Regions from separate parts of the Homo sapiens genome. Here region 1 is linked to region 2. A link is an interaction called in ENCODE POLR2A ChIA-PET data of the cell type or tissue named here. Cell type or tissue: MCF 10A. All regions are shown on one strand. Each heading gives the region's core, and the rest is flanking DNA. Links, peaks and the distances in the headings are about the cores only.

Region 1 (15,540 bases), core at 7,757-10,256, 530 kb before region 2:
TTAATTTTGCTTTTTTCTTTTGAAATTATAGCCATCCTAGTGATGTGAAATGGAAACTTACTGTGATTTTGATTTCCATTTCCCTAGTGACTAATGATGCTGAGAATCTTTTCACGTGCTCATTGGAATCTGTACATCTTCTTTGGGGAAATGTTTATTTAAATCCTTTGCCCAGTTTACAATTGGATTGCTTGTCTTTATCGCTGAGTTGTTCTTTATACATTCTGGAGACTGGACGCTTATCAGATATATGATTTGCAAATATTTTCTCCCATTCCGTGGGTTGTCTTTTAACGTCTTGTCTGTCCTTAGATCATTGTTTTGAGCTTCTCGAAGGTCACTAAATGCCACACACCTATGGCCACAGACTCGAGATGGCCTCTGGCACAAACATTAGTTATAAAGGGGCTGAATGAGGAAGTGCAGGTGGATCTTGGAGATGCACTCAGAATTCCTCATTTGAATGCTTTGTAGAATGCCAAATAGCATTTCAAGTAAGAAAAAAAATAGATACCTAAAAAAAGACAGGAAGAATAATTTTGGGAAAACAGTCCAGATCTTGGAAATTGCAGCCAGGGAGTTGTTTGCTGAAGCACATCTTGCTTGAAGCACAAGACAGGGACCCCATCCACTAGAACCTGCATTCTCTCAGGGAGGTTGCAAGAGGATGGAAATAACTAATGTATCATTTAACACAGTTACTAATTAGTAATGACTGTCACTACTTGTTCAGTGGTCCTTTTGCATACATTATTTCTACTACTCCCAAAACATAAATAAGCCTTGTTATTATGCATGAGATGTGGAAACTGAGGCCTAAAGGGCTTGTCTTAGTCCATTTGTGTTGTTATAAAGGAATACCTGAGGCCGGATAATTTATAAAGCAAAGAAGATTGGTTCGTGTTTCTGCAGACAAGAAGCATGGTGTCAACATTTGCTTCTGATGAGGGTCTCAGGAATCTCCCACTCATCGTGGAAGGCGAAGGGGAGCCTGTGTGTGCAAAAATCATGTGGTGAGAGAGGAAGCAAGAGTGGTGGGGAATGGCCAGGCTCTTTTAACAACCAGTTCATGCAGGAATGAATAGAGCAAGAACTCAATCACCCCTAAGGGAGGGCATTCATCTATTCATGAGGGATCCACCTCTATGACCCAATCACCTCCCATTAGGCCCCGCCTCCAACCTTGAGGATGAAATTTCAACATGAGGTTTGGTGACAAACATCCAAAAGAAAGCAGGGGCCCACAGCCTGCCAGTGGTCACACAGTTTAACAGTGACTGAGACAGAATCCAAACTCAGATCCTAGGACTCCAAGGCTGGTGTGCTCCAAGGGCACCACACTGCACTTCTACCAGCTCAGCGATGCCCATAGGGTCTTAGGGAAGGAGGCTCTCAGTGAGGCTGGGGCAGTTACGGAGATGGGAGAAAAGGAGAGCAAGAGAATGTGGCCATTCTCGGGGAAATAACAGATAGCAAAAGCAAAGGAACAGAGGGCTGAGTTCACATTCTCAAGGGAGGAGAAATAAGCTTATTTTGCATTTTTACATTGCATCTTTGAAATCATTACATGGAGATTGGTGCAGTACTGAGGGGCAAGCAGCCACAAAGCTCAGAGGTAGATACCACGAGTAGATGGCATAGATTACAGGGCAGACACTGAGACGTGAAAAATCAAGATGAGAAAATTAAAGGCCAGTGTGAATAAGGCATCTGACTGGCATGTGATACTGTATAGATACTTCAGAAAGATCCCATGTTCCAGCTCCATCTTAGCAAGGTAGGGCAGCTTGGTGCAATTAATAGACGCTATTAGATTCTGTTAGGTAGCATCTAACAGTTTGAGTCATACACCTGGGACATAAACAAAAAAAAAGCTGGTATGTTTTCGCAGTGTGCCCCTGCTCAGTTTCCCCAAGAGTAAACTTGAGGACCCTGACCCATTTCAGCTACCCTGCAAATGCAAGGCTCACCAAGCCTATGCTACACAGACCATTTTATTTTATTTTATATTTGTTTCTTTAAATTTTATTTTAAGTTCCTGGGTACATGTACAGGATGTGCAGGTTTGTTATATAGGTAAATGTGTGCCATGGTGGTTAGCTGCACAGATCAACCCATCACCCAGTTATTAAGCGCCGCATCCATCAGCTCTTCTTCCTGATGCTCTCCCTCCCCCCACTCCCCACAGGCCCCAGTGTGTGTTGTTTCCCCTGATGCGTTCATGCTACACAGATCTTGAGGGTTGAACAGGACGTGTTCAGGCCTGCGCTCTCAGCTCTATACTCTGTGTCATCCGTGATGAGAACACTTCTCCCAGCTGAGTTCGGGACCACTTGAATCAAAGCCCTGCATACCATTTGGGCCTGTTCTGTGATCATTCAAGAAATGACCAGCTGAAACCTTGCTTCTTTGGTTAGGTAGTTTGGGTACAGGAAAAGTGCCTGTGTGTATAAGGTCTAAAGTAGGGAAAATACTAAAAAGACAAGGTAGGGAGAGACAGAGAGAGAGAAGGTCTGGATTTGAGTCTTAAATCCACCCTTTACCAGCTTTAGGATTTTTTTTTTTTTTTTTTTTTTTACCAATTGCCCTGTGCCACAGTTTCTTGCCCTGTAAAATGACCCTTACTCTACATACCTTCTATATTCATTATAAGGGACCTTTGAAAACAAGATGTTGAAAGAATTTTCACAAACTGTAACATGCAATAAGCTGTTGGTTCTGCCATTCATTCATCCACACACTCCTAAATGGTGAGGCCCTCGTCAACTCTGGGAACTCACTGGGATGCAAAACACTGGGATTCTTGCCCACAGGGAGCTGACCATGTAGATGAAATGCATACATTAAGTAGTCACACAAATAAAAATAGAATGATTTAACATGATACATGCTATTAAGCAGGGTCAGACGAATGTCCATGAAGCATTTCAGGGAAATATGTGGCTTCAAAGAGAGAATCGTAAGAGCTGTGCGTCTCATTCCTCTGAAAGTGTTAGAATAGCCAAGATTATTTAAAACTCAAAGGTCATAGGGGGCTGATATGGTTTAGATGTTTGTCCCTTCCAAATATCATGTTAAAATGTAATTCCCAGTGTTGGAGGTGGGGCCTGGGGGGAGGCGTTTAGGTCCTGGAGGCGGATCCCTCATGAATGGCTTGGTGATGTTCTTGCAGTAATGAGTGAGTTCTTGCTCAGTTAGCTTCTGCAAGATCTGGTTGTTTAAAAGTGTGTGGCAGCTGGGCGCGGTGGCTCACACCTACAATCCCAGCACTTTGGGAGGCCAAGGTGGGTGGATCACTTGAGGTCAGGAGTAGGAGACCAGCCTGGCGAACATGGTGAAACCCTGTCTCTACAAAATTACCAAAAAAAAAAAAAAAAAAAAAAAATTTGGCTCAGCATGGTGTCGCACGCCTGTAATTCCAGCTACTCGAGAGGCTGAGGCAGCAGAATCACTTGAACCTGGAAGTGGAGGTTCCAGTGAGCTGGGGTCATGTCATTGCACTCCAGTATGGACAACAAAAGCAAAAATCTGTCTCAAAAAAAAAAAACAAAACGTAAGATTTGAAGAGACGGGGTCTCACCATGTTTCCCAAGCTGGCCTTAAACTCCTGGGCTCAAGTGATCCTCTTGCTTTGACCACCTAAAGTGCTGGGATTACATTACACAGAAGCAGTTTTTAAGGCATGTTAAAATAAAACCCTGTTACAGAAAGCAACAGATTAATATGTCAATTTAATTTATTTTCGAAGTGGGGCTGTTCAATTGGTAATGTCATGATGTTAAAGCAAGTTTTCCAATTGTATTAGTTGATAGTCTTATGCCTTTTGAGACATGTGAGCTGAAGAGTATATGTTCTAGGAGGACAGGCTCCTAAATTCTTTTAGTTTCTTTTACCATTTGCAAAAGGCAGATAATCATAGGCGCCAGGACAGATTGTTGGGAATTTAGAAATAATGATAATAAAGATTCTTGGACACAGAAGGCACTCAATAAATGCCAACAGTGCCTAGGAAAGTACCTTGATTGTAGTAGGCATTCGATAAAATTGTTCCTGGCCTATTTGAGCCCTAAGTGCTTGGGCAATGAAGAAATCAAGAAGAACCAGGTTTCATACCAGAATTGTTGCCTAAGGGGCAGAAACATGCCAGCTATCATCATTGTTATTGTTACTGGCAATAATCATTTCTCCTGTGCTTTAAGTGTACTGCCCAATAAACCAAATTAAACTCAAACTAATAACGCCTTCTTGGGAACATAATCTCTCATGTCTTGACATTGCTGATGGTCACGCATGAAACATTTCCATAATAACAAGCACTTTACGGGCATCTATCTTATGAAGTAGAACATTAATTTGTATTGTTTATAAGAGCACTTAGGTTAGAGGAAGACAGATTATATTGAATCATGGCCAGCCCATTGCTCACCCTTGTCCGTGGTTGAGAGCTGAGCTTAACTAAACAGCATCTCCTTCCAGGCACAAAAAAGGAACATTGAGTTTCCCTTGATTTGTTTTTAGGGAGGAGGCTGAAATCGTTGCTAGCATTTTTTCTTTTTTTTTTTAGTTCCAGTCAAGGAATGTTATTAGGCTCTTCTAAAATAAAATAGCTATACTTTTGTTAGAAAGTAAACAGGAAGCCACTAATCAAAGTGAAAAACTGGGCTTACCAGATCACGTTGGTCTTTAACAATTTGAGCCTCAGTTATTTTTTTTCTCTCTCTACGTTAGCAAAAGTAATATTTCTTGCCTGTATTACAAGGTAATGCTGAGTAGAAGATTAAAAAATGTATATGTGTGTGTGTGTTTGTGTGTGTGTGTTTGTAGTTTCTAATTTGTAAAATTCACATCAATATTGTGATGACTATCACTATTCCTGGATTTCCTAGCCCATGATTCCTTTCAGCTCACGCAGCAGAGAATTAGACTGAATAACGTTTCATATGTTCACTCTTGGACAGTATGAAAAAGGACAGTGGCTACTTTTTTTTTCTATTTCCGCAATTCCCCAGGAGCTTGAGGAATGTCCTGAATTATAGATTAAGATTTTTCTAGAAAATGTGTGTTCAGGAGAGAACATCATTGAATGACCACCTATGGAATTCCATTCAATGATATTTAGCAAGTCCAGGCGATTTTCCTGGTCTCTTTTGGTTCAGAAGTTGTGGTCTGCCTTGGGAAGCACTGGGCAGCTTGAAGTGTGAACTTTAGCCAATAAACTTCCCAGGACCTGGGTGGGAGAGAAAAGATGCAAGAACTAGAATGAATCAATCATTTAACCTTATGTCGTTAGTTTCCTCATGTATAAAATGAGCTCTAAGGTTCATTCAGCTCTAAACTTTCATGCTCTGGTGACTCTGTCATGTTTGACTCTAGTTAGAGAAACTACTACACAACTTACTAGGATTGCAACAGTCCCGATTCCTGTAAAAGCCACATGTATATTAGAATGTTTTCAAATGGAAGTAAAGAAAACCTTCCAAAAGTGGCTTAAACAATGAGGACATTTATTTTCCTACATGACTTGAAGTCCAGGCAGACAGTTCTCAGGTTCGTTCAGTGGCTTGTGGATGTGTTCAAGGACTGAAGCTCGTCCCATCTTTCTGGGATATGATCTCTGGTGTTATGGCTCAGACTTTCTTGGTTTCATGGCTCAGACTTTCTTGGTGTCGTGACTCAGACTTTCTTGGTGTCATGGCTTGGACCTTAGGCTCATGCCCTCATACTTGCAATTGACTACTCCTGACCTCACATATAGATGTGACTTTTATCGACCCAAGAAGAAATGGAGCATTTCATCTATTACTCTTTTTATTAAGGAATTCAACCTTTCTTAGAAGTCCTGCTGATATGGTTCGAATCTGTGTCCCCACCCAAATCTTATGTTAATTGTAATCCCCAATGCAGGAGGGGCCGGGTGGGAGACAATTGGATCATGGGAGTGGATTTCCCCCTTTGGTGCTGTTCTCCTGATAGAGTTCTCATGATATGTGGTTGTTTAAAAGTGTGGAGGACCTCCCCCATCTTTCTTACTCCTGTTGCAGCCACGTAAGACGTGCATGCTTCCCCTTCACCTTCTGCCATGATTGTAAATTTCCTGAGGCCTTCTCAGCAATGCTTCCTGTACAGCCTGTGGAACTGTGAGCCAATTAAACCTCTTTCCTCTATAAATTACCCAGTTTCAAGTATTTTTTATTGCAGTGCAAGAATGGGCTAATACACCCCCAAACTCTCAGCAGACTTCCTCTCTTGTTCATTGGCTAGGATTGGGTTGCATCACATGCCCATGCTCTAGCTGCAACAGAAGAATGGAAGGAGCCTTGGAAAGTATCTAGTGTTTTCAGCTCTTCTGGGAGGAGGTAAATTCTACAAGAAAGGGAGCTGGAAGTGGGGTGTGTATAGCTACAGAGTAGGAAATAAAAAATATTGTGTCACAAGCTAGGAAATATCCAGCTTTACCTGTGGGTAGTAGAAGATAAATGTATTTATACTTGTCAGCATTAGAATACTCAATTTCATCTGTAGAATGACCAAATTGAAATAGATAATCCTCGGTCTTACAGACCTAATGGAAGAAGCAGATCCATGTACCTAAAGAATGCAAAATGAGCTATTCATAGACCATGGGCCTATTTTTGCCTTTCTTGACAACTTTAATTATTTTTTTAAACTAAGGGCTCCTTCATTCTTTCGGAGTCCCCAGTACTTCAGTGAATGATAGTGTTCTTGAGTTTCTATGAGCACATTAGAATTTTACACCTTCGAGGTTAACAGAGCCTGTTTTTATGTGCTGATGGCTATAATCAAAGCACAGGATTACTTAAACTAACAAGCGAGGATCCATCCCAATAGAAATGTAAACAGAACTTTAATCCATCATTTTGCTAATGGTCCTTTCCTGGTACATTCATCAGCCTCCGTTCCAGCTTTTGGCCTAATACATACACTGTGTTGTTTTATGACCTCTCCTCTGACTGTTAATATAGGAAAGGAGGTGTTATGTCTCCCATTACACAGAGACATAATGGAATGAGGGACTTGCTGGAGATTGCATTTTCTATCATTGCGTAGGTCTTCTAACTGGACGAATGCCAGTTTTCCCTCCTGGTCTCGGCCCAAGTCCTTCCTTTGGCATTCCCAATTTCCTTTTGTATTCAGAATGAATCTCATGTTCACATGGATATGCTTAGAGGTGGCAAACCAGCATCTTCCAAGTGGGTGTCCTTGATGTCAACAGAAGAGAAACAGACCAAATGGCCTGGCATGGCCCTTTGCCCGCACTGCTTTGTAGCCAAGATAGAAACTAAAGCCCATTGGCTTCATCTGGACACTAATCCAGATAAACATTTAAGCACATGTATTTGTCCACGGGTGCTATTTGTCCTGAAGCACAGTGAAATTTAGTCTAACACTTGATTTCATGTTTTGATGTTTCTTTCTCTGCAATCTGATACTGTTGTAAGCATGAATATACTAGTGTGCTAGGGCTACCATAACAAAGTAGCATAGACTGGGAGGTTTAAACAACAAGAATGTATTTTCTCATCATTCTGGAGGCTTGGCAGACCAAGATCAAGACGTTGGCAGGGTTGGTTCCTTCTGAGGCCTCTCTCCTTGGCTTGCAAATGGTGCCTTCTCTTTGTGTCTTCACGTTGTCTTTCCTTGGTGTGTGTCTGTGTCCCAATCTCCTCTTCTTATATAGACACAAGTCAGATCGGATGAAGGCCCAGCCTAATGACCTCATTGGAATTTAATTACATTTGTAAATTCAGAGTGAATGGGGGTCAGGAGTATAACATGTGAATTTTAGGGGATGTAATTCAGCCCATAACAATAAAGTTGGTGGTTTACCCAGATGACTACAGGTTGGGGACACTTCTGAAAGGACAGATGGACTACATGAGCTATGTGGCACAGTCAGATGTCGAGAAACTTTGCTATGCCTCCGAAGTCAATGCCCGCGGCTGCCACATTCTTGGAAATAAAGGTAGCTTTAACAAACATACGTTTGACATGGAGTTGTAAACAGCGGAAATGTGATAGATGTACATAGCCAGAGTTTCAGGATTTCAGAGATTTGGTACCTGTTATGTATATACTTTCTTAAATGGCAGCTCCAACTGGTAGCAGCTCTGAAGAGCAGTGGCTATATACTAGAGAAAATGAGAAGGAAGACACATGTAGGAGCTGCTACTGTGTGATAGGAACTTTAAGCACCGGGGACTTGGTAATGATTTCCCTGAGAGGCAGTGTCCAGGTCCCTAATTCTGTGGACCCTGTGAAATAGACTAGAGGCAAGCACACAAAGTAAAGGCAAAAAGAGAAAGGAAAGCAAAGAATGGAAACTGCTGAACTCTGCATTACAGAACAGAATGAAACGTCGCCCAACATTTCACGAGGTTAGCCATCATCTTTCTTTACAAGTTATCCAGTTCCATTTGTTTGGGGCGTTTTCTTCCTTAACTCCCATGGAAAAATAAATACATCATTTTTTTTTTTGAACTGTGGGTGGAATGAACTCTTTAGAAATTGATATGGGCATCCTCTTGGCTAGATTCCTGCCACTCAACCAAGTAAAGGAACTCACGCGGCTGCAGGACTAAGCTCCTCCCACGTCTGCCGCTGTGGTTGGATGTGCAGGCTGAGAGCGTCGTCTTGGATCCTAGCACCCACCGTGCCTAGCACACAGTAGGTGTTCAGCACATGCCTGCTAGACTGACGTGTCAGATAGTGTTTCAGTTTACCCAATAGTCATGAGTGTCAGAATAGCTGGCTGTCGGCTGGAGCTGGGAGTACATTCCAGGGTAAGTATTAATGTTTCAGCGCTGCTGCGTGCAAATCATACTGTTCTGTATTCCCTCTTCCCACCACAAAATGTGTTTATGTGGATTAAATAGGGTTATTAGGGGTAGCAGGGATAATCAAACCCAAGTTCTACCATACAGTCACTTTTGCCCGGTGAGCTTAATTTAGACACATAGAGGTCAAATTACAAATGGCTGAGCTCACAGAAGCTTCAGTTTCTGGTTCTAGCCACAGGGGGAGAAAGCAGAGCTGGAGACATTCCCAGTTTCTAGGTTCTCATACAAAAACCAACTGGCTGCCACAGCACAGTCACCGAAGAGGGAAGAAGACAAGGAGAGGTCAGAGTTCAAACTCAATTCCGGGAATTTTGTCTTGAGATTGTTTGCCTTTCTTTAATTTTCAGAATTGAGATTCTTCCTGCCTGGGTCTATTACAATTGACTTTAAACTGGAGGAGGTTAAAAAAAGTTTCATAGAGTGAGCAAAAAAACAATGCATCTATTTACGGGCCAAGCTACTCTCCCCTCCCCCATGCAGGCACAGGCAGGCAGGGAACGATTTTTCTGGGGAAAGATTTTTCTTTCTTTTTTAACGCAATGACAAACACTATTTACTAATGTTAAAAAAAAACAAAAACAAAAACAGAAGGAGCTATGTTCTTACCACAAAATAACAACACTGTAGATCACACTAAGTGAAGGGTCCACATCTTATAAACACAACACACTGCATTACTCCACAGTGAGTTATGATGTTTCATTGCAGGGAGCAGCGGAGTCTGAATCTATTAATGATTCATGCTTGCCTCAGAAGACCATAATGTATACTAATCAGACCCAACCGGGGGACAAGAGCACTTTAAATGCATTTGTCCAGTTAATAGTTTGACTTGATCTGATATTTCATTGGGTCACCGACCTTTTCATTGTAGGTAATGTGCAGAGGAAAATGTATGGCTGACACCCTGAAGAATCGACAGAGGACTTGCTGGTTACCAAGCAACGTGCTACCTAAGCTTTGCCTCTGCGTAATTCTGCCAATACTTCTTGCAGTTGATGAGCTTAAGTGTAGCCCTGTGAGCTTGTGAGTGCGTGTATGTGTGTGTGTGTTTTGGGGAGCAGAGACACTACAGGCAGAGAGTAGCTCATTCAGACTGCTTTTTATAGGCATTAAGCAATAAGTTCCCATAATAAACTGCCATGCCACAGTTAATACTCAATAAACAGTATGGTTTATAAGCAATTAGGGACCCAAATCTCAAAATAAGACAGTTCCGCAGAATGAGAGCATCCACTCTAACAAGGCTCAGTAAGATATGTGGCTTGTTAAAAGTGTCATAATTCTCCTTTAAAAAGCAATTAACAGTTTGGTATATTTTGGTCTGCCAAACACAGAGTTTCTTAATCAAATGTGAACACAATCAAAGAGCCACTTCTCAGCTTTACATAATGGACAGTCAAGTACACAGAAAGCACAGCTGAAAATAAAAGGATGAATTGATGTTCTCTCCTGTTTGTTTATCAACCTGTGAGTCCATTGAAGACATCAAGATGAGTCAGATAAATGCATTTTGTCAGGTTTTCAAAGAAAGCCAGCCAGCTTCTCTATTTTGCCAAGGTCTTTGTATTTCCTAGTAACTTCGTAGGTTAAAAAAATATGTTTTCCAGCTCCTTCTTTAAACTGTAGGTGATTGGAGAAATAACACACGTTTGCTTGTTTGTCTTTTATAACCACAGACACAAGCATCTGGTCCTTACTCCGTGCAGCTGCAGGAACATCACTGCCTCTTACCGGATTCGTTGCGAGGTATTTTGCAACAGGATTCCAATGCCCAGTTGCGGGTTTCCTTTAACTACCATATCTGAGGCCCAGCAACTCTATTTTTAAATACACTTGCAAGTGATATAAGCTTCCAACACTATGTACAAGGTGATGGGATGCTGGACAGAGACCGATGTATTTCCTTCTTCAGGGACTTAGCATCCAAGACAGATTTACAAACGACTACACATTTCCTGTTAAAGCACATTGAAATGAATGCACAGTAGATCAATACTATGGGCCTTCTAAAATCACTTATTTGACTCTCTTATCTATAAATTGAGTAATTTTAAAAATTAAGAATGGAGAGAAATGTGCAGAGAGGACGAAAACTTTAATGTGTACTTAGATAGTTGGAAATGTCAAATTAAACCAAATTTAAAAATTGATCCCTCCTCCTTCTGTTCCCACCAGCTCCAGGCATTTATGATGTTCTAGGAAAGTATCTGTTGAAATTCCTGCACTTTATGACATTCCCCCTTTCTATCCAGCTTAATGCGTGGGTAGTAGAATGTAAATGTATTCATATTTACCAGCATTAGAAGCCTCAATTTCATCTGTAAAATAACCAAAGTGAAACAGATAATTTCTAGTATTTTTTCTCTGGCAACCTATGATTCAGCAAATCACTGAACTCTTAAAAATTTTCATAACGTATATGGAGGTCTAGGAAAGTGAAATCAGTCAGAAAAAAATAATAAGTAATGTGGTCCACAGACTTCTTTGAAAGACAAGTATAAATATTCAGACTAAAAACCAAACTTCAAATGAACTGAAGTTTAGAAAATCTTCTAAGCCAAACTTCTGGGACAATGAATTAATTTTCATAGTCAGGATTGGGGGACTATTCAGAATAGGCTGAGAAAATTCTATTCTTCCTACTGGGAATATTTAGAAGGTCACTACACCAACATCACACCAACCTCCATCTAGATAAGTATGAATAGTCCTCAAACCAATGGATGTTGATATATTTTATCCACTCCACGAGCATTTAAAAGGTGTGCTGCATGTTCCGTGTCTCAGACATTACACTCTCTGGGGTGATTCTAATCACCCCTCCCTTTATCCCCACTCTGCTGTACTCACTTTCCAATTCTGAACACGAGAGTTGGAGACCAACTCATGGATGTCTTAGCTTCCTAAGAGAGGATGAATGTAGGGTCCTAAGGACTCATTCAGGAATGCCAAAGTTCCTCTCTCCTTAGCAGAGTGTAGAGGATTAGCCAGAGTTTGAAGAAATATCTTAGTTCTTTGGAATTCAGCCCATAGAATGGAATGTGGCAGACGTGTCCTTCTTAAAACAGCTTCCTTAGGGATGTGCCTCTGTTTGCAGAATCCCACAGTTAGAAATGCATTCCTTTGACAGCGAGGTATGGCAGGGAGACTTCCACAAAGCCAAGCCATTAGCTGGTACTAAGCAAATCAAGTCCTTTTCAGTACACCAAAGTGAAGAGAGCTATCGGGATGGTTCTCTTTGACTGAATTACACGGGACCAAGGGAACTGGGTTAAATAGTATATAGGAGAAGTTAGAATGTGAAAAGGGAGGGGGCAATGCCTAATGCAAATCACACCCATTTAACAATTGCTCTGAGATGTGTCTGCTAGCCAGGGACCCCTTTTCAGAAAATGCAGAGTGGAGTTATGCAGCTTCTGGGCACTCGCCTTCCTCTGCCTTCTTTCCTTCCAGCTAGTTTAGCCATAGCAGCACTGAATTCTCATTTGGGTGAATAGCAAGATTTATCGAAATGAAAAGCACAGTAAATATTGACTGTGGCAGTACGGAGGTCAATATTTACCTCAAGGGACGATAAATCCTCATATTCACTGAAACATAAAGTCAATATTTTGAGGGTGGTGTCAGATGCATCCTAAATGTGTTCACCAGAAGTAGCTGGAAATATTTCTCTAGTGAGCATAGGTGTCTCAAGCTTTGCAGTTTTCCATTTCTGTTCGTATTTTAAAGCATAGAGGGATTGAGAGGGTGGAGAACTTGCATTGCTACTTTTTTTGTTTGTTTGTTTTTGAAAAAAGACAAAGATACAGCTTCCCATCCAAAACGCATCTGTCTTTTAATCATTGTTTTTGAAAACCTTAAAAAGCATTCGTGGGCTGGGACTTTCCCCGTCTATGTGACAAATGGGGAAGATGCTCCCACCCTTTGGCCCCTCAATTACTGCACACAGGGGAAGCAGGAAGGAAGAGCAAGGGATGGATTCATGTTTGCAACAGAGCTTTTCATTGCTCCAGCTGCCGAAGCCTATTTTATTCTCACAAGAAGTGATGTGCATTTACTTATCGATTTTCCATCCACTTCCTTTAAATGTAGCTTTCATTCCACTGATTAATTATTAAACCATTGAATAAAAAGCACTATCGTTTGTTAAAAGAAACCTTCCCCACTAGGCCACTGTTTTGTGTAAATGGAATGTTGTCGCTCCTTTTGAGAAAGCGATGCCTCAACTCCTCCATGGACTTCAGTTCCAAGGTACCCACAGTTGCTGTTTTGTGACACAGCTCTACTCAGGGCTGTTTAAGGGGTAGGGACACGGATCCAGCACAGACAAGAGCTGCAAGAGGCAATAGCCACATCTCTGCTCCTTGGTCCTGGGCAGAGGGGTGGCTGGCTGCCCATGTTGCCCACAGAGTGGGTTTTCAGACTTTCTGGGAAGCAAATGCTTCTTCTCTAAAATGATTCCCTTGGTGCTCACTGATGTCCTGTAACATCATATTTCACTATCACTGATGAAGCTTTAAAAAGGAAACCCCACTGGCCACAAATTCATATTCAGTAGAAATGATTGACACTTTGTCTCTCTCCTGAGCACAGGTTTTGGTGGAGAAGAGATAAGGTGGGCACCTGCATCGCCCACCTGCAGGGAAACTGGGGAGAGAAAGGTACAGGAATGACAGTGCTAGAACTCCCACGTGGGCCCCACTTAGTTCGAGGAATTATTCTGCATCCACCACTGTTTAAGAACATAGCATGGGTTATTGTGTCCATTTCACAGATTGGGGAATGCAGGCAGAGGAGGGAAGTAACCTGCCCAACCTAGGAAGGATGAGTGGGGAGGCAGGATCCAACCGAGGCCATCTGCCGGTGTCATTCCAGGCTGTGAACAGGGTTGGAGCCCAGTTGGCATCATTTTCTTTCTTCTTTTCCTTCTTGTCTTCCCCCCAAGGCCCACCCTCATGCTTTAAATCGGGTGTGTTGGTGAAGGGATTTAGACTGCTTCTCTCTTGGTTTTTGTTCATTTCAGAATGGAGTGCAGCCTCATACTCTCTTTCAAGCTTGGAGTACTTTGGATGTATCCTGGGTAGGCAAAAGCTGCAGGGAGACGCCTAGAGCTGAGTCAGGGTCCTGGTATCCTACCCACTAGGAAACTCTACTGTGCCGGAGATTCCCCTGCCTGTTGGGTTTGGGAAGCTCCGTGGTGGGGCGTGTCAGCCTGGGATTGCTCTGTGACAAGCGTGGGAAGAAGAATGTGGATGTAGCAATTAAACAGGACCAATTCAACATGCAAGAAAACTCTATGCGCAGCTCAATTCTAAATTTCTACTTCCAGAAGAGGTCCTATAAGATTTCCTCTCCATGCCCATTCCTCTCAAGTGGTATTTAGCTTCCCCTCCTGAGTAAGAGTCACCTCCATGTACCTTTGCAGGGGAGAAGCTGGCCCCATCCTTCCGTAATGACTTATAAGAGCAAAGCAAGGATAAACCCAGTGCCTTCTGTCAATTTACTGGGTACCAAAGGGAAAACCGTAAGCTTAGACTTTCAGATGAAGAATGGAAATATCCTTAGTGCCATGAGACTGCCACTGAGTGTTTTTCTCCCCTATTTACAAGGCTACTTAAGATGGAGATTGTCTCAGAGGAAAATTCTATGTTAAGAAACCAGTAGTGTGCAACTCCTGGACATGGTTATAATGTCCTGAGCTCTGTTTGAGGACTGGGGAGAATTTAAAGGCATTTGCTAGGACTTTCAGGGCAGGGTCTTTTCCTTTTATTTTGTGCTCCTGGGACCCTTGTGATGCTGGTTTGCTGACATGCTAGGCACACGTCACACTTGGTGAATAAAATGAAAATAGACATAGAAGCTTAAAAAGCAAGTGGCAACCCAAATATCCATTAACAGATGAATAAATAAACAAAATGTGGTATATACAGTGTAGTGGTTCCTCAAAAAATTAGAAATCGAATTACCATATAGTCCTACAATTCCACTTCTGAATATTTATGCAAGAGAACTGGAAGCAGGGACTTGAAAAGATATTTGTTGACCCATGTTCATAGCAGCATTCACAATAGCCAATAAGTGGAAGCAACCCCAGTGTCTATTGACAGATAAATGGATAAAGGAAATTTCGTAGCCTTCCTTGTAGAGGTCTTTCACCTCCCTCGTTAGGCATATTCCTAAGTATTGTTATTTTTATTTTGTTGCAGCTATCATAAAAGGGTTTGAGTTCTTGATTTGATTTTCTGCTTGGTCGCTGTTGGTGTATAGCAAAGCTACTGATTTGTGTATATTAATTTTGTATCCTGAAACTTTGCTGAATTCATTTATCAGTTCTAGGAGTTTTTTGGAGGAGTCTTTAGGATTTTCTAGGTATACGACCATATCATCAGTGAACAGTGACAGTTTGACTTCTTCTTTACCGATCTGGGTGCCCTTTATTTCTTTCTCCTGTCTGGTTGCTCTGGCTAGGATAGAAATGGTGAGGATAGGCATCCTTTTCATGTTCTAGTTTTCATAAGGAATGCTTTCAAATTATCCCTGTCCCATATAATGTTGGCTGTGGGTTTGTCATCGATGGCTTTATTACATTGAGGCATGTCCCTTGTATGTTGATTTTGCTAAGGGTTTTAATCATAAAGGGATGCTGGATTTTGTCAAATGCCTTTTCTGCATCTATTGA
Region 2 (15,540 bases), core at 8,168-10,667:
CCATTTATACCATAATATTTCCTACAGAGGACCTCGTTTAGTTTCCGAGATTGAGCCTCTAGTCTCGCTCTTCACACCGCTGAAGATGTGCGGTAGAGGATCTTGCTGAAACGAAAATGATTGCTGCACTCCCCTGCAAAGCTCTTTGGTTACTCCATATCACCTGCAAAATAGAATCCCGAATCTTTGCGGGGCCCGTGAGTTCTTCCCAGCCTGTGCCCTGCCTGCCAGACTCAGGTTTCCCTTGGGTCCTTGAGCACCTCGTAGCTCCCCAGAAGCCTCTTGCATTTTACAGCTCTGCACCTGATCCCAGGCCTGAGTGCACTTCCTCACGCTCACATCGTTACTTTGCTAACCCCTGAGACCTCACCTCCTCTGCAAAGGCCCCCACGGGCTGTGTCAAGGTGTCCCTCCTCTGCGTGCCCTGGCATGCTGTGCACATGGACAGCTCAGCAGCACTAACACACCCTTCCTCCCTCCCCAACTGCACTGTGAGCTCCCAAGGGCAGGCTCTGCATCTCTTTGTCTGTCTAGCCCCTAGCCCTCGGCTTGAGCAGAGAGTCCCACACATAGCAAGTGCTCAGTAAATTTTGGTGGAATGTCAGCTCAGTATAGGTAAATGACAGAGTGGAGGAGTGTCGGAGGGAAAAGACCAGAAAACCCTGTACAGGAAGAAGGCGGTGTGATCCCATGGAGAGTTGGAGCCTGGGGAGGCAGGAAGAGGAGGAACAAAGCGGTGGGCTTAGACTGCAATTGGAGGCTGAGAGCACTCTAGGTAGTCAAGAGACGCGAACAAGCATAGAAAGTAAAGCAGAAAATCTGATTCGATGTAAGAGAAATCGAGGCATGTGTCATGGTGAGGGGCTTATAGGGAAGAGGCAGTGACAAGGTAGGAGAGATGGCCCAACATCAGGACGGGCCATGGAGACCTGTCCCCATGGGGAGAGCCCTGACCTGGACTCAGAAGGCAGGGCACCCAGAATCCCACCCACGCACCTCCAGACATGCAGTAGAGCTCAGTCATAGTAGGCATGCAGTAGACCTCCCTGTCACCGAGAAGAGGAGGAGAGGCACTGGGCAAAGTGAGGTTGCTGCTTCCGGGACTCTTGGAACTGTGAGACTTACGCTCTGAAATCCTAGCTGTCACTTACTTCACTTTCGACTGAATATCTTCACTCTTGAGCCAAAGTGATTGCATGCCTTTAAAGTGAAACTGTGCGCTGGGATCTAGTTGACAAGGGACAGGGGCTATTGTTTTGTTGGGGGAGGGGAGGTGGCAGCTGAGAGCCAACCAAGGAAGCCCACCTTGAAAGAATCCATAGCCTTTTTTCAACAAAAAAACTAAAAAGTAATCACTACAGAAAATATTTTAGTGCTAAATCTTGGAAGAAAACATGATGAGTGTTCTTTTGACTCTGAGTATATAATAATTATAGCTAACATAGACTGAGCTTTTTCTGTCTACTAGTAACTGTTCTAATCACTTTGCATCCATTAACCCATTTAATCCTATTATGATCCTCATTTTTCAGATAAGAAAAGTGAGGTTAAATAGCTTGTTTAAAGCCACAGAGCTACCATACAGCAGAACTGGAATTTGAACTCAAGCAGTTTGATGCCATGATCTGTGTTCTTAATACTCCATGTAGCAAAGCCTGATTTTGGGACTATACCTTATCTACTGACTTATGTTTAAAAATACTACCTGACATTGGAGTTAATTCTGAGAAGTGGGTTTTGAGACTTCCTTCTCCCTTTATATCTCAATTACTGTTTGGGGCTATTTCCTTGTTTTGCTGTCCAATGTATTACTTATGTTAGTAATGGAGAGAACACTCACTCTGGTTGAGCATAATCATCAAGCCGGGAGCTCTGCTAAGATCCAGTCGGCTTGGCTGGGTTCTTCTCCAGGCATTCTCTGCTGGGCCCTGAAGCGTGCGTCTCTCTGCTGAAGCATGTGAACATTCCTCCTGGTGTTTAGAGAGATTTGGAAAAGGCTGAAAAACCGCATGGAACTCCGGAAGTTGTTGTCTTTTCAGGGAAAACTTGTGAGGGAGACAGGAGATGGCCACAGTGGTTTTCTTTGGGGTCCAGCACTGACCGGGGCATTTATGAGGCTGCCCTGCAGGAGAACCACACAGATGAGTTCATAGACAAGCCTGAGTGGGCTTCTCCTTCGTTCTTCCTTACCCACGAGCGTCCACCTCAATCCCTCTCTCTTTCCTTTCCGGTATCTCCAGATGCCAGGTCCGTGGCTCAATGTATTTCCTTCCTACCAGCATTATTTTGAACTGACAATGTTGTAAATTTTAAACTATATTTTAAGTAAACCTTAAAAGCTTATTTTAGAATCCTAATCTGCTTTTTCAGACTTTTATTCACCTCAGATCTCCAACTCCCTTTACTTTTTGCTTGAACTCTCCTCCCTTCTTCCTGCTTTCCTCAACTCTTTCATGCTGTGTTTAATAACATGCTAAACACATTAAAAACAGCAAGTTCTATCATATCAACATACATGCCCACACCCACACACATACGTACTGACGACTGTCACTTGCAAAGAGCTGTTAAGAAGAAAGTTTGTTTAATTAAAAACCAGCGAGAATGGTGGCCAGATTAACATTCTTGAGTCATAACTTGGAGGTTTGAACTTCAACTTTATGGAGCCGTTCTGAGAATTTAAAAAAGTAATCTATTCTGTCATACTGTGAGATCTACATAAATTATTTTTTGGCATAGGCCTTTGTAACTTTTTAATTGACTTTTGAGTCAGTGTGTTTCTGTGTATGTAAATCAATTGTAGGTTCACGTCAAATTTCTGATTGTCTCAGATATGTATTGTTTAGTAATATTTGACAGGGTCCTGAAGCACAAGATTCCAAAAAGTTCAAAAAGATACCCTTATTCAAGGAAACATTTCTTTTTTTCTTGTTTCTTTTTTTTTTTTTTTTTTTTTTTTTTTGAGACAGGGTCTCACTCTGGTGGTCCAGGCTGGAGTACAGCACAATCTCAGCTCAATGTAGGCTGCACCTCCCAGGCTCAGGTGATCCTCCCACCTCAGCCTCCTGAGTAGCTAGGATTACAGGTGCACACCACCACACCCAGCTAACTTTTTGTATTTTTAGTAGAGACACAGTTTCGCTGTGTTGCCCAGGCTAGCCTCAAACCCTTGGACTCAAGCAATCTGCCTGTCTTGGCCTCCCAGAGTGCTGGGATTACAGGTATGAGCACCCAGCCTCAAGGAAGAATTTTTTAGTCAGCAATTTGAAAAGAATAAATTTTTTTTTTTTTTTGAAATGGAGTCTCCCTCTGTCGCCCAGGCTGGAGTGCAGTGGTGCAATCTCGGCTCACTGCAAACTCCACCTCCCAGGCTTATGCCGTTCTCCTGCCTCAGCCTCCTGAGTAGCTGGGTCTACAGGTGCCCACCACCACGCCTGGCTAATTTTTTGTATTTTTAGTGAAGATGGGGTTTCACTGTGTTAGCCAGGATGGTCTTGATGTCCTGACCTCGTGATCCACCCGCCTCGGCCTCCCAAAGCGCTGGGATTACAGACATGAGACACCGCGCCTGGCCTCAAAAGAATAATTTTTAAAATTTCAAGAAACCTATACTTTGTTTTGGCTTGGTTTCTAAAATAGAAAATAAAATGGATTATTTATATTTGACCAAATAGACACATTTTCAGAGGCTGAACAATTCACTGAGTATGTAAGCATTAGGCCTGAAAATGAATACGGAGAAAAATTAGAATAGCCACGAAGTGCAGCATATCCGTGAAACACTATCTCAGGGGCGGAGACAAAGTCGCCACACTTTCTACGGGTTCATTTTGTCCTGATGGTTCCATGATGCGCTGCCTCCCAGCCAGTGTTTGCAGAAGGTTTTTAGATTCAGTCATGGAGGGGAAGAAGAAGCTGTGAAAACCAAAAACAGCACAGAGGGGTTTCTTTCTCCTTCCAGTAGGCTTCCCAGCAAATCAAGGATGACTGCCTGTAGCACGCCGCTCCTCACCTAGTCTCAAAATACTCCAGAAAGTTCTCCCTACACCTTATTCTATCCAGCACCTGAAATGCTGTCAGCTAGGATCTTAGGGGACACAGATCCTCTTAAAAATGCAAGCACTGCTGAGATTCCCTTCACCCATTAGGGTGGCTTAGGCAGTAACAAAGAGAAAATGGATATTTTCAAGGAGAAGGGGAAAGCTGGGTTTTATTCAGTCACTAAATGTTGACTGATCAAACACCTAACATGTCAGGGCTTTTTCTGGGCGTTTAAAATACAGGGGAGAAGAGAAGGAGAAAGGTACTGACCCTCGTCAAGCCTATGCCTACTTTTTTTTGGAGTAGAAAGACAATAGCTAAGTAAATAACACACAAATAAGGTAAAGTCAGGCACCTCAAATACAGTGACTTGACCACTACACATTCTGTGTACGTAACGAAATACCACATGTGCCCCATAAATATGCAAAATATGATGTATCAATAAAAACAAACACACACACACAAAACTCAAAGAACAATAAAACAAAGACGGTGAAGAGGTAAAGAGAATTTCTAGAACCTGGCCTGTTTTTAGATTATTAAATGTTTCCTTTTTTGATGGAGAGTGAAGAAAAATATCTGATATTGTACTTGCTGCCACAAAATCATGGTTAACAGAAAAAGATACAGGCCAGGCACGGTGGCTCACACCTGTAATCTCAGCACTTTGGGAGGCCGAGGCAGGCAGATCACCTGAGGTCAGGAGTTCGAGACCATCCTGGCCAACTTGGCGAAATCCCATCTCTACTAAAAATATAAAAATTAGCTGGGTGTGGTGGTGGATGCCTGTAGTCCCAGCTACTCAGGAGGCTGAGGCAGGAGAATCTCTTGAACCCAGGAGGTGGAAATTGCAGTGAGCCGAAACTGCCACTGCACTCCAGCCTGGGTGGCAGAGCGAGACTATCTCAAAAGAAAAAAAATTACAAAGGAGTCACTAGATGATCTAGAAAAAGGCATGTCCCTCCTTCCCTGGCCCAAACAATGCACAGCTCTTATCTGCCCCAGTCCTCAAGGGCTGGGACCAGGGCTCTTTTATTACCCAGAAGTTCCTTTGCCAGTTCTTTTCCTGGCACCTAGTTGGTGACTAATGAATATTTCTTCCTAGTGAGCGTAGTATAAGGTATCTGACTGTGGTCATTTATGTTCCTAATGAGGATACGTAACTTTTCTTTTTAAACCTTAACTTTTTATTGCCTATTGCTGAAATGTTAGCAGATAGGCCAATGAGTAGAAAGAACCCCAAGAATTGCCTGATTAATTCCCACTCATGCAGCCCAGGCCCAAGCTCTCACCTTCTGCCCTGCTTTTAACGGCAGCACATGTCACCGCTGACGGGACCTGCCTCTCTGCGCGTGACCATGCACTTGGGACTCTCTAAATGTCTCACCGGAGAATCAATAGCCCTAGTTCAGCTCTGAATGAAGTTTCTCGTCGCCCCCTTCTCTTACACCCTAAGGATAAAGACTGTCTCTGAGAATTTTCCCCAAATCTTCCTAACATAGAGATAAAAATAGTAAAATAAGAAATTAGACCCCTCAACTTCAACTTTAAAATCTTATTTCTCTTCCTGCATCACGGTGACCACCTCCTCACAAGTGCAAGAATAGATGACGATATTCCAGCATGCTGTGATTCTCCTAAAAACCTGCTGCTCCTAGGGACTCTGTGGAGTGAGTTTCCTGGACCGAAGTCACTTCTCAGATCTTCATGTTACACCCATGATGTTTGCTTGCTAAACCATCAGCTTAAGTTATTTATCCTGTATCTTTTATCTCAGTTTTCTGGTTGCATTTTATCTGTGTCATCTTTACTTTAGTCAAGCTAACGCTGTGGTTTTGCAAATTAAATCAGCTGTGGGTTTCAGTATGTAACTCCTCTTTGTGTTTACTAAGCCTTTTTTAAAAAAAACAAAATAGTACTGTATGTCTGTTTACATCTTTAGTAGTGTGTAAGGGAAGATTGTTTTCTTTAGAGTTCTTTTGAACAATTTCAAGGCTATTCAGAAGGATCCATTTTAAGAAACCAAAACATCTTTTTAAAATGCCTTGTTTAATATATATCTTTAGCCATAATGGAATCCCCTTAAAATTTTGAAGTTGATCTGTAATAAAGAGGTTGTGTGGGTCATGAGTCTGGACTTTATAGTTCAGACAAAGAGAATCTGCTTCATGTTTCAAAGCAAGGAAGAGATTTTTTTAAAAGACAGCTCACATGGCCCGTGTAGGGGTGGAAAAGGCAGCGTGAAAGAGCAAGGGGATAAGTAATTAAACATCTATTGGAATCATGAAATTATTAAGAGAAAATGTCTGAAGTTCCAGAGCTAAAAGACTGAAGAGCAGTGATGAAATGCAACAAAAATAACCAGAAAAATCCATGGGACTTGTTGCGTAGATGGTTGGAGGAGATGAAGATGAAGGAGAACTCAGCTGGTTCCAATATTTCTAGCTTGGAAGACTCAGTAAGTGGTAATTCCATTGATCAAGACAGGACAGAGAGGAGAGGTACAGACACTGGAAAAAGTAGAATTCATGTTTGTTTCAGTTGTGTTTGAGGGGCTGGTGGAACATCACCTGGAAAGGTCCAATATGGAGTTGAATACAGGGGACCGAAGAAAGTGAATGTATAGTTCAAGAAAGATATTCTTTTTGAGGCTACTACTAGGTAGAGGGTCATAGGAGCCATCAAAATAGATGAGATTGACCAGAAATGTTGGTTTAAAAAAAAGGGGGAGGAAAGTCAAAATGTATTCCAAAATAGTTAGGTAAAGAAGTGAAACCAACAGAATAAGCTGAAGAGTGAGCTGAGAGGGAAGGAGAGCAGGAGAGAAGAAGGGAGTCGACAGTGTCCTGTGCAGTGTCAAGGAGGAAGACCAAGAAATTGAATTAAAATACAATTGATAGTACAGAGTTACATTTGGTATAGAGAAAGGTCTCTGGAACAAAAGGAAGAAGGTCTCTGGTTGAGGAGGAAGACCATTTCCAGCCGCAGGGTCTGGAAATGACCAAGTCATCAGCGCTCTTGCAGGGAGCAAGATAGATCCACAGAGTGCTGGCTGGAGGAATCCATATGGCAGAGGGCAGAGAAGCGAATGGAAGGGGAGGAAGCAAAGATGGTTCAGGAAGCTGGTTGGTGAAGGAAGGGAGGTAAGGCCATAGCAGCGGGAGAAGCCACGGCAGAAGTTGTTAGAGGTTGCAAAACCGGAGGGTGTTTATAAGCGGGAGTGGGAGACAGGCAGAAATCACAAGAATGGCAAGGGGTTAAAGAAAAGAACAATTCCAAGAGTGTGTACAGGGTTAGGATCATGTATGCATGAGGCATTCAGGGAAGAACTAGATGGAGACTGGGATAAGTTGAACCAGAGCGAAGGAAGTTGAGCCATTTATGTCTTGCGGCTTCCAGTTTTTCCTTAAAATTAACAAGCTCATCTGCCGAGGTGGAGAAGGCAGAGTCATGGTTTTGGAGACATAAGGGGAACAAGTGTGGGACAGCCCGTTTAGGAAATTGGAAAATAAACAGGCCAGGAATAAGATCAAAAATAAAGCCAAGATTGTTGGCAAATTCAGCAATAAATCAAATGCTTACATAATTCATTGTTTTTTATTGTAGTGAAAATAAACATAAAATTTACAATTTTAACCACTTTAAGTGTAAAGTGCAGTGGCATTAATTAGATTCATGACTGTTTCCAGAACGTTTTCATGACCCAAGCAGAAGCTCTGTACCCAGTAAGCAGTAACTCTCCATTTCCCTCTCCTTTCAGTCCCAGGCCACCCCCTTCTACTCTTTGTCTCTATGAATTTGCCTCTTCCAGGTAGCTCATATTAAGTGTTGCTTTTTTTTTTTTTTTTTTTTTCCCAAGACAGGGTCTTGCTTTGTTGCTCAGGCTGGAGTGCAGTGGTGCAATTACAGCTCACTGTAGCCTCTAACTCCTGGGCTCAAACATTCCTCCCACCTTACCCTCTTGAGTAGCTAGGACTACAAGCGTATGCCACTGCACCCAGCTGGTTTCTTAAATTTTTTGTAGAGATGTGAGTTTTGCTATGTTGCCCAGGCTGGTCTCTAACCCCTGGCCTCAAGTGATCCTCCTATCTCAGCCTCCCAAAGTGCTGGGATTACAGGCATGAGCCCTCATGCTAACCTATTTGTTGCTTTTAAAGCATTAATCATGGGATAAGAAAAAGGAATAAGTTATTCTTCTGCTGTATAACACTCTGTAAATGAAGAGGTCATTCCTAAACCATATCCTGGTTTTGTTGTTGTTGTTGTTTGTTGGTTTTTTGAGGCAGAGTCTCGCTCTGTTACCCAGGCTTCAGTGCAGTGGCACGATCTCAGCTCACTGCAACCTCTGCCTCCCGGTTTCAAGCGATTCTCCTGCATCAGCTTCCCCAGTAGTTGAGATTACAGGCATCCACCACCACCCCAGCTAATTTTTGTTTTTTTAGTAGAGACGTGGTTTTGCCATGTTAGTTAGGCTAGACTTGAACTCCTGATCTCAAGTGATCTGCCCACCTTTGCCTCCCAAAGTTCTGGGATTACAGATGTGAGCTACCGTGCCCACCTGGCCCATACCCTGTTTTTTTTTAAATCCACCATGTGGTATCCATTTATAAAACCTTATTATTAATACAATGCTATGAAATTGATATAATGCTTTACCCTTAAAGTGATTCAAATCAGCTGAAGCTTTGAACCTCTCTAAATCCTACTTTGAATTAAATATTTTCTTTATCATACGCATACACAACAATGAATGTCTTTTTTCCCCCATCCAAATGATAGCACAGAATTGTGAATCTGTTTCTGTTTAGTGTTCTCTTCCAGAGGATTGCATTATTCACTGAATGTCTGTTGTCTGAAATAGAAGTTCCCACAGTAGTTTGTGTACGCATCATTTAGGAAGATAAGTGGTTTTTCCTGTTATGTATACAAATAACCAGTCTGTGTTAATGTCTATTATGGGTGACATGAACAGATCCTTCTCGAGGAGGTTTACATGTGTCACTATAGCATTAGATCTTTTTTTTTTTTAACTTTTATTTTAGATACAGGGAGTATATTACATGATACTGAGGTTTAGGGTGCGATTGATCCCATCACCCAGGAACTGAGCATAGTACCCAATAGTTAGTTTTTCAACCCTAGACCCCCCCCCTCCCACCTTTACTTGTCCCCAGTATCTATCGTTGCCATCTTTATGTCCATGAGTACCCAATATTTAGCTCCCACTTCTAAGTGAGAATATGCATTATTTGATTATCTGTTCCTGCATTCACCACTTAGGATCATAGCCTCTAGCTGCAATCATGTTGCTGCAAAGGACATGATTCCATTCTTTTTTGTGGCTGTATAGTGTTCCATGGTGTCTATGTACTACATTTTCCTTATGAGCATCTAGGTTGACTCCATGTCTTTGCTGTTGTTAATGGTGTTGCCACGAACATAGATATGCGTGTGTCTTTTTGGTAGGGTGATTTATTTTCTTTTGGATATATACCCAGTGATGGAATTGCAGGTTCAAATGGTAGTTCTGTTTTAGATTCTTTGTAGACTTAGTAATTTTTAATGGAAATGAATTATCTTCCCAATGAAAGTAAATTCTAATAAAAGACTTATTGAAAGAAATGTCTGATATTGGGATCATTTTCCTAACACAATTTCCATTTTCATTTTCTGTAAAGCCCCCACAAGAGTTGACAGAGTTCCTGAGGTGGCGATGAGTGAGCCGTGCCTCTTTCTACAGTGGATGTAGTGGATGTGGCTTACAGATGCCTTTTACATTTCCAGCTGTAGACAGAAAATGCCAGAGGCCACAGCATTTCCCCAGGCCCTGAAACTAAGCTAACACCCTCTAAATATTGCCAAATCAAAGTAATAGAAAGGAAAACTGTTCTCATATTGTCTCACTTCCCCAAACATATCTCCCCTAATTCAGTTCCAACCACACTTTAATTCCCAGTTTGGACCCCCATTTTTCTCCTGAAACTACTGCTGGAGAGTTCTCTCTCTTCGGAGTTGCAGTTCCTTCTGCAACGTTGCATGGACTTTGGTACCAACTGGCCTTGGTTGCTTTGTATATGAGTCCTGTATCCCAAGGAGACTATAATCTTCCTGACGGTCGTGGGTTTCAATTCCTAGAATCACGAAATAGCAGCACTTTACAGATGAGAACATTAGACCCAGAGAGGTAAAGTAACTTGCCTAAGGTCACACAGCTGAATTCAGCAAACAGGTGAATTAGTCTTTCTTCCCTACTTGAACTACTACTTGAATGAGTGCTCCGAGACTTGATGTCTGCGACACTCTGTTTTTTTTTACTGTTTCCACTGCACTTTTTTGTTCTAGAGACCTTTCTCCATACCAAATATAATTCTGTACTATCAATTATATTTTAATGTATAAAATTATAGTCACATTTCAGGTCCTGCCTCCCAGGGATAACCTTGACTAAAGTTTTAGGTGCTCAGAAATAATTTAGTGACACATTTATAGATTTTAAAGTTTGGTAAGAAATTTGGAAGTAACTGCCAAAGTTGAAGATATGTGCATACCGCAACTTTGTAGGTCTATTGCTTTGCATGTATTCTATCGAAACTCTCAAATATGTTCCCAAGGAGGTATCTACAAGGATGTTCACAGCAGCATGAGTTATAAGAAAGTGGAGGAGAAGGAGGAGGAAGGAAGAAGAAGGAAAAAAAGGAAAAGATGAAACATCAATAGAAGAAAAGATGGATAGCATATTTCTTTCTTCTTCTTCTTCTTTTGTTTGTTTGTTTTTTTTTTTTTTTTTTTTTTTTTTTTGAGACAGGGTCTTGCTCTGTCACCCAGGCTGGAGTGCAGTGGCACTATCTCGGCTCTCTGCAACCTCCACCTCCAGGGCTCAGGTGATCCTCCCACCTCAGCCTCCTGAGTACCTGGGGCCACAGGAACACACTACCATGCCCAGCTAATTTTTGTATTTTTAGTAGAGGCAGGATTTTGCTATGTTGCCCAGGCTGGTCTCAAAGTCCTGAGCTCAAGCGATCTGCCTGCCTCGTATGTCTATTCCGATGGAATCTGCAGCAGTGGTTCTCAAAGTGTGGTCCAGGAGATCATTAAAACCTTTTCAGGGAGTTTGCAAAGTCAAAACTGATTTCACAGTATTACTGAGGTCTATTTTTCCTTTTCACTCTCATTCTGTACCTTGAAGTTTTCCAGAGACTGCATGTTCTGATAGCCACAGGCTAAACGCAGAAACTGTCTTCTATTAAACCAGACATTAAAGAGATCACAAAAGTGTCAAACAGTGCCACTTTTTTTCAATGTTTTTTGCTTTGAAAAACATAATTATTTATCATAAAATATGTTGTCTTCACGTATTACATGATAGGTTTTCATTATTTTTAATTAAAAAAAAATTTTAATTTTTCTCCTTCTTATTTTCTGATGTGGTAAATATTGACAGATATAATCCCTATAAACCAAAGCTCTTTGTTTTTCTCACAATTTTTAAGAGAATAAAATAATTCTTAGAGTAAAAAGTTTGGTTGGGTGCAGCGACTCACACCTGTGATCCCAGCACTTTGGGAGGCCAAGGCAGGAGGATCACTTGAGGTCAGGAGTTTGAGACTGGCCTGAGCAACCTAGTGAGACCCTGTGTCTACAAAAAATAAAAAAGAAACTAGCTGGGTGTGGTGGTGCATGCCTGCAGTGTAACTAGTTGGGACACTGAAGGGGAGGATCACTTGAACCCAAGAGGTGGAGGCCGCAGTGAGCTGTGATTACACCACTGCACTCCAGCCTGGGCAACAGAGCAAGACTCTGTCTAGAAAGACAAAAAAAAAAAAAAAAGACTAACAGGTTTGAGCCCTGCTGTTGCAGACAGTGAGAATGAATGAATGGAGACTGCACGCACTGAGCCTGAATCTTGGAGGCACGATCACTGGAGTTGCAGGAGAATATAAACAGTGATTTATATTGTGTTTTATAACTAGTAAAACATGCTGTATGCAGAATACATGTTTTTAGGAATATACAGGTATATAAAACATGTATAAAAAGTTATTTTTATATTTGTGTATATCTGAAACACTTTATAATACACTTGAAAAACTATAAATAGCTATATAAGCTCAACAACCACAAAAAAAATTAGAAAATGAACAAAAGACTTGAGTAGACATTTCCTCAAAGAAGATATACAGATAGCCAACAAGCATATGAAAAAAAGTTCACTATCAGTGATCATTAGAGAAATGCAAATCAAAACCACAATGAGATACAGTCTCACACCAGTCCGAATGGCTATTACTGAAAAGCCAAAGAATAACAGATGCTGGCAAGGTTGTGGAGAAAATGGAATGCTTATACACTGTTGGTAGGAGTGTAAACCAGTTCAACCATTGTGGAAAGCAGTATGGTGATTCCTCAAAGAGCTAAAAACAGAGCTACCATTCGACCCAGGAATCCCATTACTGGGTACATAACCGAAGGAATAGAAATCGTTCTATCATAAAGACACACGCACGTGTGTGTTCACTGCAGCACTATTTGCAATAGCAAAGACATGGAATCAACCTAAATGTCCATCAGTGGTAGATAGATAAAGAAAATGTGGGCTGGGCGTGGTGGCTCACACCTGTAATCCCAGCACTTTGGGAGGCCGAGGCAGGCGGATCACAAGGTCAGGAGATCGAGACCATCCTGGTTAACATGGTGAAACCCCGTCTCTACTAAAAATACAAAATATTAGCCGGGTGTGGTGGCAGGCACCTGTAGTCCCAGCTACTCAGGAGGCTGAGGCAGGAGAATGGCATGAACCCAGGAGGCGGAGCTTGCAGTGAGCTGAGATGGTGCACTCCAGGCACTCCAGCCTGGGTGACAGAGTGAGACTCCATCTCAAAAAAAAAAAAAGAAAAAAAAAAGAAAATGTGGTACATATGCACCATGGAATACTATGCAGACACAAAAATGCATGAGACCAGGACTTTTGCAGAAACGTGGATGGAGCTGGAGGCCATTATCCTTAGCAAACTAACACAGAAACAGAAAACCAAATGTGGCATGTTCTCACTTATAAGTGGGAGCTAAATTATGAGAACACATGGACTCAAAGAGGGGAACAACACACACTGGGGCCTGTCAGAGGGTGGAGGGTGACAGTAGAGAGAAGATCAGAAAAAAATAACTATTAGGTACCAGGCTTAGTACCTGGGTGATGAAATAATCTGTACAACAAACCCCCGTGGCACAAGTTTACCTGTATAACAAACCTGCAGGCGTACCCCTGAACCTAAAATAAACATTTAAAAAAAAGAGAAGATGCTCAACATTACTTACCATTAGCAAATACAAATTATAATCCCATTAGAGAAGTGCAAATCAAAGGAGATATTGCCTTGAACCCATTAGGATGGCTAGATCAAAAAACAAAAAATAACAAGTGTTGGTGAAGACGTGGAGAGTTGGAGCCTTTTTGCACTTTTGCTGGGAATGTAAAATGGTATAGCTGCTATGGGAATCAGTACGGTGGTTCCTCAAAAACTTAGAATGACTGCATGATCCAGCAATTCTACCCTGAGTATATATTCAAAGGAATTGAAAGCAGGGTCTTGAAGAGATATTTACACACCCACATCGATTAGCAGCAGGATTCTCAATAGCCAAGAGGTGGAGACGACCCACATATCCATCAACAGATGAATGGATGAACAAAATATGCTACAAACATGCAATGGAGGCTGGGCACAGTGGTTCATGCCCATAATCCCAGCACTTTGGGAGGCTGAGGCAGGCTGATCACTTGAGGCCAGGAGTTTGAGACCAGCCTGGCCAACATGGCAAAATCCCATCTTTACTAAACATATAAAAATTAGCCGGGCATGGTGGCATGTGCCTGTAATCCCAGCTACTCAGGTGGCGGAGGCATGAGAATAGTTTGAATCTGGGAGGTGGAGGCTGCAGTGAGCCAAGGTCATACCGCTGCACTCCAGGCTGGGCGGCAGAGTGAGACTCCATCTCAGAAAAAAAAGTGCAATGGGATATTAGACTATTAGCCTTAAAAAGGAAATAAATTCCTTCACATGCTGTCATGTGGATGAACTTTGAGGAAATTATGTTAGGTGAAATAAGCCAGATACAAAAGAACAGATATTGCCCGTTCTACCTATGAGAAGTATCTCAAGTAGTCAAATTCACAGAAACGGGAAGTAGAACGGAGATTGCAGGGCTTGTGGAAAGGGAGAATGGGGAGTTATTGTTTAATGGGTGCAGAATTTCAGACTTGCAAGATGTAAAAGTTCTGGAGATGAATGCCCAACAATGTGAATATACAGAACACTGCTGAACTATACATTGAAAATGATTAAGATGGTGAATTTCAGCCGGGCGCGGTGGCTCACGCCTGTAATCCCAGCACTTTGGGAGGCCGAGGTGGCCAGATTACCAGAGGTCAGGAGTTTGAGACCAGCCTGGCCAACATGGGGAGAGCGCTGTCTCTACTAAAAATACAAAAATTAGCCGGGCATGGTGGCAAACACCTGTAATCTCAGCTACTCGGGAGGCTGAGGCGGGAGAATTTCTTGAGCCTGGGAGGTGGAGATTGCAGTGAGCCAAGATCATGCCATTGCACTCCAGCCTAGCCTGGCAGACAGAGTGAGACTCTGTCTCAAAAAAAAAAAAAAAAAAAGATGAATTTTATGTTATGTGCTTTTTACCATGATAAGAAAAGCTACATAATTGCAGTTTTTGTCATTACTTTTAATGGCAAAAATTGCAATTACTTTTGTACCAACCTAGTAATCGCTATGACAAACCTTTGTATGATGGGGGAATTTTCTGATTCCCTGCCCTCACTCCAGTTATCATAAAAATAAGTCGACTGTTTCTGAATTTCCCAAGTGAGTATCTTGCCCAGACTTCTTGCTTTAGTCCAGTCTTTGATGTTGGCTCATATGAAGCATTCTGCCCTTCCAGAATATCCCGTACTTCCTCCCTATCTACATAAATTCTACCCAAGGGAACTCTAATGAATCCCATTGCAGCATGCCCAACTCCATACTGCTTTCTCCATGATACAGTCAGAAGCCAACCCAGGGCACTTGGATTCCTCTTGCCTTAAGGACCCAGGACACTTATTTTGTGTACAACTAGATGTTCATTACTTATATGGCCCCATGTACTGCTTCTTAAGTTTTCAGAGCTGTTCCATCGCTCCCATTAGAATGTAAGCCCTTGGAAAACAGAGGTCCTAATAACACAACATGGCTTATACGTGCCTGCCTCAGAGCTTTGGCATATGGCTGTCACACAATAAGACTGGTGAATGAATGGATAAATGGATCATGGATGGATCAATGTGGTCTTTCACTGTAGCTGAGCTGGATGCATTAAGAATTAAGTATAACATCTTCTTTTTTTATTTTATTATTATTATACTTTAAGTTTTAGGGTACATGTGCACCATGTGCAGTTTGTTACATATGTATACGTGTGCCATGTTGGTGTGCTGCACCCATTAAC

What was found. ChIA-PET counts read pairs that join two places held together with the same protein. Peaks named below come from ENCODE experiments on the same cell type or tissue, not always from the same donor. Only the 100,000 strongest peaks of a DNase experiment are listed, where the experiment ranks them.
Region 1: POLR2A ChIA-PET joins it to region 2 with 5 read pairs; 2 of 35 experiments call an interaction of 5 or more read pairs at or near these places.

What each region holds. Positions count from the first base shown.
Region 1 is chr10:7,079,557-7,095,096 of GRCh38, reverse strand. The region is part of intron 1 of LOC105376387 (a long non-coding RNA gene); the gene reads left to right. Among named protein-coding and RNA genes, the nearest start is that of LINC02665, 9.0 kb to the left of the region's middle. RefSeq lists an enhancer at 11,688-12,189. In MCF 10A, for the core only: no CTCF peak of the experiment used is centred there; a DNase peak (open chromatin) is centred at 9,056.
Region 2 is chr10:6,548,792-6,564,331 of GRCh38, reverse strand. The region is part of intron 1 of PRKCQ (protein kinase C theta); the gene reads left to right. Among named protein-coding and RNA genes, the nearest start is that of PRKCQ, 24 kb to the left of the region's middle. In MCF 10A, for the core only: no CTCF peak of the experiment used is centred there; no DNase peak of the experiment used is centred there.